Regions from separate parts of the Homo sapiens genome. Here region 1 is linked to region 2. A link is an interaction called in ENCODE POLR2A ChIA-PET data of the cell type or tissue named here. Cell type or tissue: B cell. All regions are shown on one strand. Each heading gives the region's core, and the rest is flanking DNA. Links, peaks and the distances in the headings are about the cores only. Region 1 overlaps GPR4 (G protein-coupled receptor 4). Region 2 overlaps PPM1N (protein phosphatase, Mg2+/Mn2+ dependent 1N (putative)).

Region 1 (4,384 bases), core at 231-4,230, 89 kb before region 2:
GCCATGCTGTGCATCCTTAGGGAGGTGACTCAGCCTCTCTGGGCCCCTTCTCCCTGTCTGTGACATGATAGAGTTAGACTAGTCTGGCATTTCCTGAAGCATGATATGATACCTGTGCCAGTTTTACAGGAATTCTGCAGGAAAATGCTAAAATCTGAGTTGGGTCATTTTTTTCCCTTTTTCTCTTTCTTTCTTTCCTTTTTTTTTTCTTTTTTTTCTTTTCTTCTTTTTTTTTTGAGACAGAGTTTTACTCTTTTGCCCAGGCTGGAGTGCAGTGGTGCGATCTCAGCTCACTGCAACCTCCGCCTTTTGGTTTCAAGCAATTCTCCTGCCTCAGCCTCCTGTGTAGCTGGGATTACAGGCACGTGCCACCACATCCAGCTAATTTTTGTATTTTTAGTAGAGATGGGGTTTCACCATGTTGGCCAGGCTGTTCTTGAACTCCTGACCTCGTGATCTGCCTGCCTCGGCCTCCCAAAGTTCTGGGATTACAGGTGCGAGCCACCACACCCTACCTTTTTTTTTTTTTTTTTTTTTGAGACAGGGTCTCACTCTGTTGCCCAAGCTGGAGTGCCGTGGTGTGATTATAGCTCACTACAGCCTGAATCCCCTGGGATCAAGTGATCCTCCTACCTCAGCCTCCCCAGTAGCTGTGACTACAGGTATGTACCACCACACCTGGCTAATATTTTTATTTTTATTTTTTGTAGAGACTGGGTCTCACTGCATTGCCCAGGCTGGTCTTGAACTCCTAGGCTCAAGCGAACCTCCCACCTCGGCCTCCCAAAGTGTTGAGATTACAGGCATGAGCCACTGCACCCGGCCTGAGTTGGGTCTTTATTCTAATATCTGTCAGGGGAAAATATGCCTGACACCTCAAATCTGTGTTTTCAGAGAGTGGTTGCTTAGGATGGGGCTGAAGTAGGCATTGTTGGGGTGTCCAGTCTCTGCAGTTCACAGCAATTATGGTGAGGAGTGTGGGGAGAAGAAGGTTGGAGTGTCCATGACTCCCTCACTGCTGTCCTCTCTCCCAACAGGCACTGCAGTCAGCGGTGAACTGACTTCATCCCAATCCCTCAGCCCCCACCAGGACCAGTCTGGAGTCCCTCCCCTGCCCCCATTGAAATTTCCCTTCCGTCCCCAAACTTACCTCTGATCTAGACCTTACTCACCTCCTTCCTGTTTCCTAAGACTCCTTCCTGCCGTCCACAGACCGAGCCTTTTATCTTTGTCCACCCTGTGCCAGACACCTCCTTTTCCAGAACCTTCTCCTTACTGGTGACCTTACTTATCTCTGTTGCTTTCTGGGGTCCTAGGAAATGCCAGCACTCCCACCCACATTGCCTGAACTTTCCAACACTCCCTAACTGCGCTGTGTCCTATCTCAACACTTTCTCATGTATTTCTTGTGTCTTCTAGAACATTCCCCCGCCATTATTACTTCAATATGGCTACACATACTTCCTAATTGCCCTGCAAACCATCTCCTTCTCACCATTGCCCAGCGATGCTTTCGTCTCCTCCATAAACACTCCCGGAGACCAATTTTTGTGTCACCCCCATACTCCCTCGTTGACACACTGACTCCATACATAACCTCCTTGAAAAACCTCTTTATTAATCTCACCATCCTCCAGACTTCCCTCCTGTCATAATTCCATCCCTCCTCCAACTTTTCCCTCTCAAGCTCTGCCCTTCCCAGCCCAGCCCAGCCTACCCAACCTCATCTCTTCCCTGTAGACCACATCCCACCATGTTCCCCTGAGCCTCCAAGGAAGGGGCTCAGGGGGCCCCATGGCCTCCCGCTCCCTGTGGCCCCACAGCCCCCGTGGGCCAGGGGAAGCGCCCCAGAAGCCGAAGTGCCCACCATGGGCAACCACACGTGGGAGGGCTGCCACGTGGACTCGCGCGTGGACCACCTCTTTCCGCCATCCCTCTACATCTTTGTCATCGGCGTGGGGCTGCCCACCAACTGCCTGGCTCTGTGGGCGGCCTACCGCCAGGTGCAACAGCGCAACGAGCTGGGCGTCTACCTGATGAACCTCAGCATCGCCGACCTGCTGTACATCTGCACGCTGCCGCTGTGGGTGGACTACTTCCTGCACCACGACAACTGGATCCACGGCCCCGGGTCCTGCAAGCTCTTTGGGTTCATCTTCTACACCAATATCTACATCAGCATCGCCTTCCTGTGCTGCATCTCGGTGGACCGCTACCTGGCTGTGGCCCACCCACTCCGCTTCGCCCGCCTGCGCCGCGTCAAGACCGCCGTGGCCGTGAGCTCCGTGGTCTGGGCCACGGAGCTGGGCGCCAACTCGGCGCCCCTGTTCCATGACGAGCTCTTCCGAGACCGCTACAACCACACCTTCTGCTTTGAGAAGTTCCCCATGGAAGGCTGGGTGGCCTGGATGAACCTCTATCGGGTGTTCGTGGGCTTCCTCTTCCCGTGGGCGCTCATGCTGCTGTCGTACCGGGGCATCCTGCGGGCCGTGCGGGGCAGCGTGTCCACCGAGCGCCAGGAGAAGGCCAAGATCAAGCGGCTGGCCCTCAGCCTCATCGCCATCGTGCTGGTCTGCTTTGCGCCCTATCACGTGCTCTTGCTGTCCCGCAGCGCCATCTACCTGGGCCGCCCCTGGGACTGCGGCTTCGAGGAGCGCGTCTTTTCTGCATACCACAGCTCACTGGCTTTCACCAGCCTCAACTGTGTGGCGGACCCCATCCTCTACTGCCTGGTCAACGAGGGCGCCCGCAGCGATGTGGCCAAGGCCCTGCACAACCTGCTCCGCTTTCTGGCCAGCGACAAGCCCCAGGAGATGGCCAATGCCTCGCTCACCCTGGAGACCCCACTCACCTCCAAGAGGAACAGCACAGCCAAAGCCATGACTGGCAGCTGGGCGGCCACTCCGCCCTCCCAGGGGGACCAGGTGCAGCTGAAGATGCTGCCGCCAGCACAATGAACCCCGAGTGGCACAGAATCCCCAGTTTTCCCCTCTCATCCCACAGTCCCTTCTCTCCTGGTCTGGTGTATGCAAATTGTATGGAAAAAGGGCTGTGTTAATATTCATAAGAATACAAGAACTTAGGAAGAGTGAGGTTGGTGTGTCACTGGTCAACCTTTGTGCTCCCAGATCCCATCACAGTTTGGCGATTGTGGAGGGCCTCCTGAAGGAGGAGATGAGTAAATATATTTTTTTGGAGACAGGGTCTCACTGTGTTGCCCAGGCTGGAGTGCAGTAGTGCAGTCGTGGCTCACTGCAGCCTCCACCTCCTGGGCTCTCCAGCGATCTTCCCACATCAGCCTCCCGAGTAGCTGGGACCACAAATGTGAGCCACCATGCCTGGCTAATTTTTGTACTTTTTGTAGAAATGGAGTCTCACTATGTTTCCCAGGCTGATCTTGAACTCCTGGGCTCAAGAGATCCTCCTGCCTTGGCCTCCCAAAGTGCTCAGATTAGAGATGTGAGCCGCCATGTCTGGCCAGATAAATTAAGTCAAACATTTGGTTTCCAGAAAATAAAGACAAATAGAGAAGGTTAGATTTTTTTTTTTCCAACAAGTGGATAAAAGTCTGTGACTCGGGGGAAAGTGGAAGGAGAAATGCAGCCGATATAGAGTCATTATGTTTGCAAAGCCCCTGGTCATACAGGCCAGGGAACATAAGACCGCAATTCTAAGTTTCTAGATAAACAGCGATCTCCAAGTCAAGACTGAGGATGAAGAGGGAGAATGTCAGAACTCAAGTGAAGGGCAATCAGGGCAGACTGCCTGGAGGAGTGATGCCAGAAGGTTTGGGAAGAAGGTGTGGGACAAGAAGAAAGGGTATTTATTCATTCATTCAACAGAGGTTTATGTAGGGCACTGTGCTGGGTGGGGCTGGGGACACAACAATGACTGAGGCAGCCTGGCCTTGCCTTCACAGGGCTCACCATACACAAGTAAATAAAAAATATGTAATGTTTGGAATTGCTAAATGGGAAGGGGACATTTTTCTATGTAAAGCCAGTTGAGGGAACAGAGGATGACTTGGAGTCTGATCTGGAGGAGGGCAGAGAAGGGCTTGCTGAGGTGGCTTTCCAGCAAAGACTTGAAGCATGGGCGGCACTCAGCCTTGTGGCTGTTGTGGGAAGAGCATTTCAGGCAGAGGGAACTGCAGGTGCAAGGGCTCTGGGGTTAGACAGTGTCTGAATTTTGGGCCGGGCGCAGTGGCTCACGCCTGTAATCCCAGCACTTTGGGAGGCCAAGGCGGGCGGATCACCTGAGGTCAGGAGTTCGAGACCAGCCTGGCCAACATGGTGAAACCCCGTCTCTACTAAAATACAAAAAAAAGTAGCTGAGCGTGGTGGTGGGTGCCTGTAATCCCAGCTAGTTGGGAGGCTGAGGCAGG
Region 2 (4,384 bases), core at 199-4,198:
TAGCTGGGATTACAGGCATGCACCACCAAGCCCAGCTAATTTTTGCATTTTTTAGTAGAGATGGGGTTTCTCCATGTTGGTCAGGCTGGTCTCGAACTCCTGACCTCAGAAGATCTGCCCACCTGGGCCTCCCAAAGTGGTGGGATTACACGTGTGAGCCACTGCGCCTGGCCGAGACCCCATCTCTAAAAAAAAAAAAAAAATTAACTGGGTGTGGTATCATCCATCTGTGGTCCCAGCTACTTGGGAAGATGAGGTAGGAGGATTGCTTGAGCCCAGGAGTTCGAGGCTGTGGTGAGCGATGATTGCGCCATTATACTCCAGCTTGGGATACAGACTTAGACCTTGTCTCTTAAAAAAACGGGTGGCATGAAGTGTGTAAATGACGTGGGTGACATAGAATGAAAACATCCATTAAGTGGATAAAAAGTTGCCAGAGATACGAAGGGAATGAAAAAAATCAAGGAAACACCCAGAATACCATATATTAATACATGTAAAAAGTCCACTTTAAACTCATTGCAAGGGTTACCAGTGAGATAGAGAGTGTGGGGTTAATTTGGTGGTCACAGAGATCTTTTTTTTTTTTTGTAGAGACAAGGTTTTGCTATGTTGCCCATGCTGGTCTCGAATTCCTGGAATCAAGCTGCCTCGGCCTCCCAAAGTGCTGGGATTACAAGTGTGAGCCACCGCACTTGGGAGGTCTCAAGTCTGTCTTGAAAATGCCAAATTTGGCCGGACCTGGTGGCTGGCTCATGCCTGTAATCCCAACATTTTGGGAGGCCGAGTTGGGTGGATCACCTAAGGTCAGGAGTTCGAGACCAGCCTGACTAACATGGTGAAACCCTGTCTGTAGTAAATACAAAAAGTTAGCCTGGTGTGGTGGCACGTGCCTGTAATCCCAGCTACTTGGGAGGCTGAGGCAGGAGAATCACTTGAACCCAGGAGGCGGAGGTTGCAGTGAGCCGAGATTGCACCATTGCACTCCAGCCTGGGCAACAAGAGTGAAAACTCTGTCTCAAAAAAAAAAAAAAAAAGGGGGGAAATTTTATCCTGCTTCTAAGCCTTCATACTGATTGTTCCCTCTGCCTTAGAACACTCTTTGGGGTATTTGCGGAGCTGACTCTTCTCTGTCAGGTCTCTGCTCAACTGTCCCCTCCTCAGAGACCTTTCCTGATTCCCCTGTTTCAAAAGCCACCTCCCCCACCACGGAAAATTGAGTGGCTGAAGTGTGAGAGGGATAGAGAAAGACTTCATTGTATGCCATCTTGCACTCTTTGCATTTCAAACCAAGTGAATTTATTACCCATTCAAAACTACCTGAATTAAATAAATCAAAATTTTAAAAATTGGAAAAAGTAAAAAACCCGAAGTAGCTCCCCTAGTCATTTTCTCAACACATCCTCCTGTTTTATTTTCTTCGTGACACTTGTCAGTGTGCAAGATGACTTCATTTTTTTAGTATTAATTACAGACTGGGCGGGAGAATGGCATGAACCCGGGAGGCGGAGCTTGCAGTGAGCCGAGAGAGCACCCTTGCACTCCAGCCTGGGTGACAGAGCGAGACTCCGTCTCAAAAAAAAAAAAAAAAAAAAAAATTACAGATTGCATCTTGCTATGTTGCCCAGGCTGGTCTCGAACTCTTGGGCTCAAGTGATCCTCCCACCTCAGACTCCCCCAAGTGCTGAGATTACAGATGTGGACCACTGCGCCTGGCGAGATGACTTTATTTATTGATTCCCTTGTTTGCTGCGTCTCCTGACCAAGAGGTCAGCCCCACAGTGGCAAGGATCTTGGTGGGTCAGCCTGGTTCATGACTGTGAGGCTAAGACCTGGCACACAGCAGGTGCCCTGTAACGTATTTGCTAACAGACTAGGCAAAACATGTCTTCTTGTTTTTTACAAGAAAATGTATTTGGAATCACTTATGTAAATAAAGTTTAATAATCAAAACTCTACTTCCCCTCAAAAACAGATGAGTAATAAGAAGGAAAGAGGTTATTGGACTGGGTTATCTCTCAGAATCTGTTCGGCTCTGAATATTTCAAAAACATTTGGTTGGGTTTTTTTGTTTTTTTTTTTTTTTTTTTTTTTTTTCGATTTGGGCTTTTTTCTTTTTGGTCTGGATGTTGGTGGAATTTCCCCATTCGTAAGACTTTTCTGTGAGAGGGAAGTAAGAGAAGAAGAAATAAGCATTTTGGGTTCCTACATTGGCCTTCCTTCCTTCCGCTGGTACATGTAGTTGGGGAAAGGGTCGGTTTTCTTCTTTAGTTCTGTTGAGGCCCCAGAGAAGCAAAGGATCCCCAAAGGACAACAGCTGTCAGGCCTCCATGTCCAAGGCTGAGCCCAAATGCGTGGGGTTGGACTTCCCAGCCCCATCCTGCCCCTTCTGTAACACAAAATGTGGGAGAAGGTAATGAGAAATTCTGTCTTGTCTCCTGGCACCTCTTCCTTTTCCTTTGAGGGACCACCATATCCCATCTCACAATCCATTAAGGTTTGAATGGAGTGGACCCCAACCCCAAGTGCGACCCCAGCCTGGCCAATCAGACACAGTGACTGGTCAGCATGTGACCTGGTGTGGCCAATGAGAACCAGCCCCCAAAGACCACTGCTGCAACTCCGGGGAAATTGGCAAACTTTCTCCACTGGGGAGGACAGGCTGCTGGGGTGTAAGCCTGGAGCTGCAAGTCTCCGCTACCTTAGGAGGAGACCCTGAAAGGTAATGAAGCCAACTCGGAGAAAATAAAAAGAGACCATTCATGATGACATCATCTGACAACTAGATGCAGCCATGCCTTAAGACTCTAAACTCTTCAATTACATGGCCCAGTAAATTCCCTGTTTTGTTTTCCCAGCTTGAATTGGGCTTCCATCTCTCACGACTCAAAGAAAACTGACAAATACCTCCTTCAGCTACTGAGAAATTGTCAACAATCCTCCCTCATCAACATGATAATCACCAAACTCCCACCTCTGCCATGCAAAGGCCTTGGGGCTCTAAACCCAGCTTCCTCCCTCCCATTTCTTCCCTGATGCCACTCCATGCCTTGGTCCACCACTATACATCTTTGGATATCTCCAAATTCTCCTTAGCTATCTGGGCCCCATTACAGCTTCTCTTGTCTAAGACCTGGATCATACTCATGTATGTCCTGATGGTATCTGCTGTGCGTCTAGGCCTTAGAATTGGTCATTAGCATTCCCTGAATGTTTCCATCTTATTCTTGGATGTGGGAAGCACTTGGGCTGATGGGGCACTGCAGAGCGTTGCCGGCTCACATTTCTTGGAGGGGAATCACAGTCTCTTCTCTGCATCTGCGTCTCCCTCCTCATGCCTTGCACAATGCTTCAGGGCTGGGAGTAGGAATGTATTAATATAGCAAGCTGGCTGGGTTGCAGTGGCTCCCGCCTGTAATCCCAGCACTTTGGGAGGCCAAAGCAGGAGGATCCCTTGAGCCCAGGAGTTTGAGACCAGCCTGGGCAACATAGTGAGACCCAGTCTAAAAAAAAAGAGAGAGAGAAAAGAAAGGAAGGAAGAAAAGAAAAAAAGAGAAAGAAAGAAGAGAAAAGAGGAATAAAATATATCAGGCAAATCCCTTATCCTCACTGGCTTCAATTTCCCTGTCACTAAGAGGGGTGGGCGGGGGGGCGTCCCCTCCTAAGAGAAACACTGGAGAACACAGGATCCTTACCTCTCCGCACTCTTCTGAGACCTGGCAGATCTGAGAATAAACTTCAGCAATGACAGTGGCCCTGGAGAGCACAGGAAGGCCCTCAGGAGGGGACTCTCCTCCTTCCACCCCACCCTCATTCCACCCCACCCTTCCTCACCCCAACTCACTTGCAGTCCAGCCCTCCCCCAGGAGGTAAATCTGGGATGTCCTCTGAGGCCAGAGTCCTGAAAACTGTGTTCAGGCTGGGGGGCTTCTGAGCAGAGGCACACAGTTCTGAGAAAGAGTCAAGAGTTAGGCTGGGCACAGTGGCGCACGCCTGTAATCCCAGCACTTTGGGAGACCAAGGCGGGCGGATCACTTGAGGCCAGGGGTTCGAGACCAGCCTGGACAACATCGTGAAACCCCGTCTATACTAACAATACAAAAATTAGCTGGGTGTGATTGTGCATGCCTGTAATCCCAGCTACTCAGGAGGCTGAGGCAGGAGAATCGCTTGAACCCGGAAGGCAGAGGTTGCAGTGAGCCAAGATCACGCCACTGCACTCCAGCCTAGGAGACAGAGCAAGACTCCATCTCAAAAAAAAAAAGAAAAAAAGAAAAAGTTATGGCACAGCCTTCACTGGCCAACCACCCCTCCAGCTGGGCCCCCAGAGTCTGCTCACCAGCGATTCTGCAGCCCAGGGCTGCGTCCAGTGCTAGCTCCCTCC

Evidence for each region. Peaks named below come from ENCODE experiments on the same cell type or tissue, not always from the same donor. Only the 100,000 strongest peaks of a DNase experiment are listed, where the experiment ranks them.
Region 1: POLR2A ChIA-PET joins it to region 2 with 5 read pairs; 14 of 35 experiments call an interaction of 5 or more read pairs at or near these places.

What each region holds. Positions count from the first base shown.
Region 1 is chr19:45,589,351-45,593,734 of GRCh38, reverse strand. GPR4 (G protein-coupled receptor 4) reads left to right here. Exons shown (of 2, transcript NM_005282.3): 2 at 1,038-3,971. The coding sequence starts at 1,869. The coding sequence ends at 2,957. Among named protein-coding and RNA genes, the nearest start is that of OPA3, 6.7 kb to the right of the region's middle. In B cell, for the core only: a CTCF peak has its summit at 2,640; a DNase peak (open chromatin) is centred at 2,544; H3K27me3 peaks cover 2,471 bases.
Region 2 is chr19:45,500,022-45,504,405 of GRCh38, reverse strand. PPM1N (protein phosphatase, Mg2+/Mn2+ dependent 1N (putative)) reads right to left here. Exons shown (of 5, transcript NM_001080401.2): 2 at 4,340-4,384; 3 at 3,845-3,950; 4 at 3,696-3,756; 5 at 1,893-2,389. The coding sequence ends at 2,321. It overlaps LOC107985314 (a long non-coding RNA gene), which reads left to right. Exons shown (of 2, transcript XR_007067269.1): 2 at 2,859-3,596. Among named protein-coding and RNA genes, the nearest start is that of PPM1N, 3.8 kb to the right of the region's middle. In B cell, for the core only: no CTCF peak of the experiment used is centred there; DNase peaks (open chromatin) are centred at 1,838 and 2,195.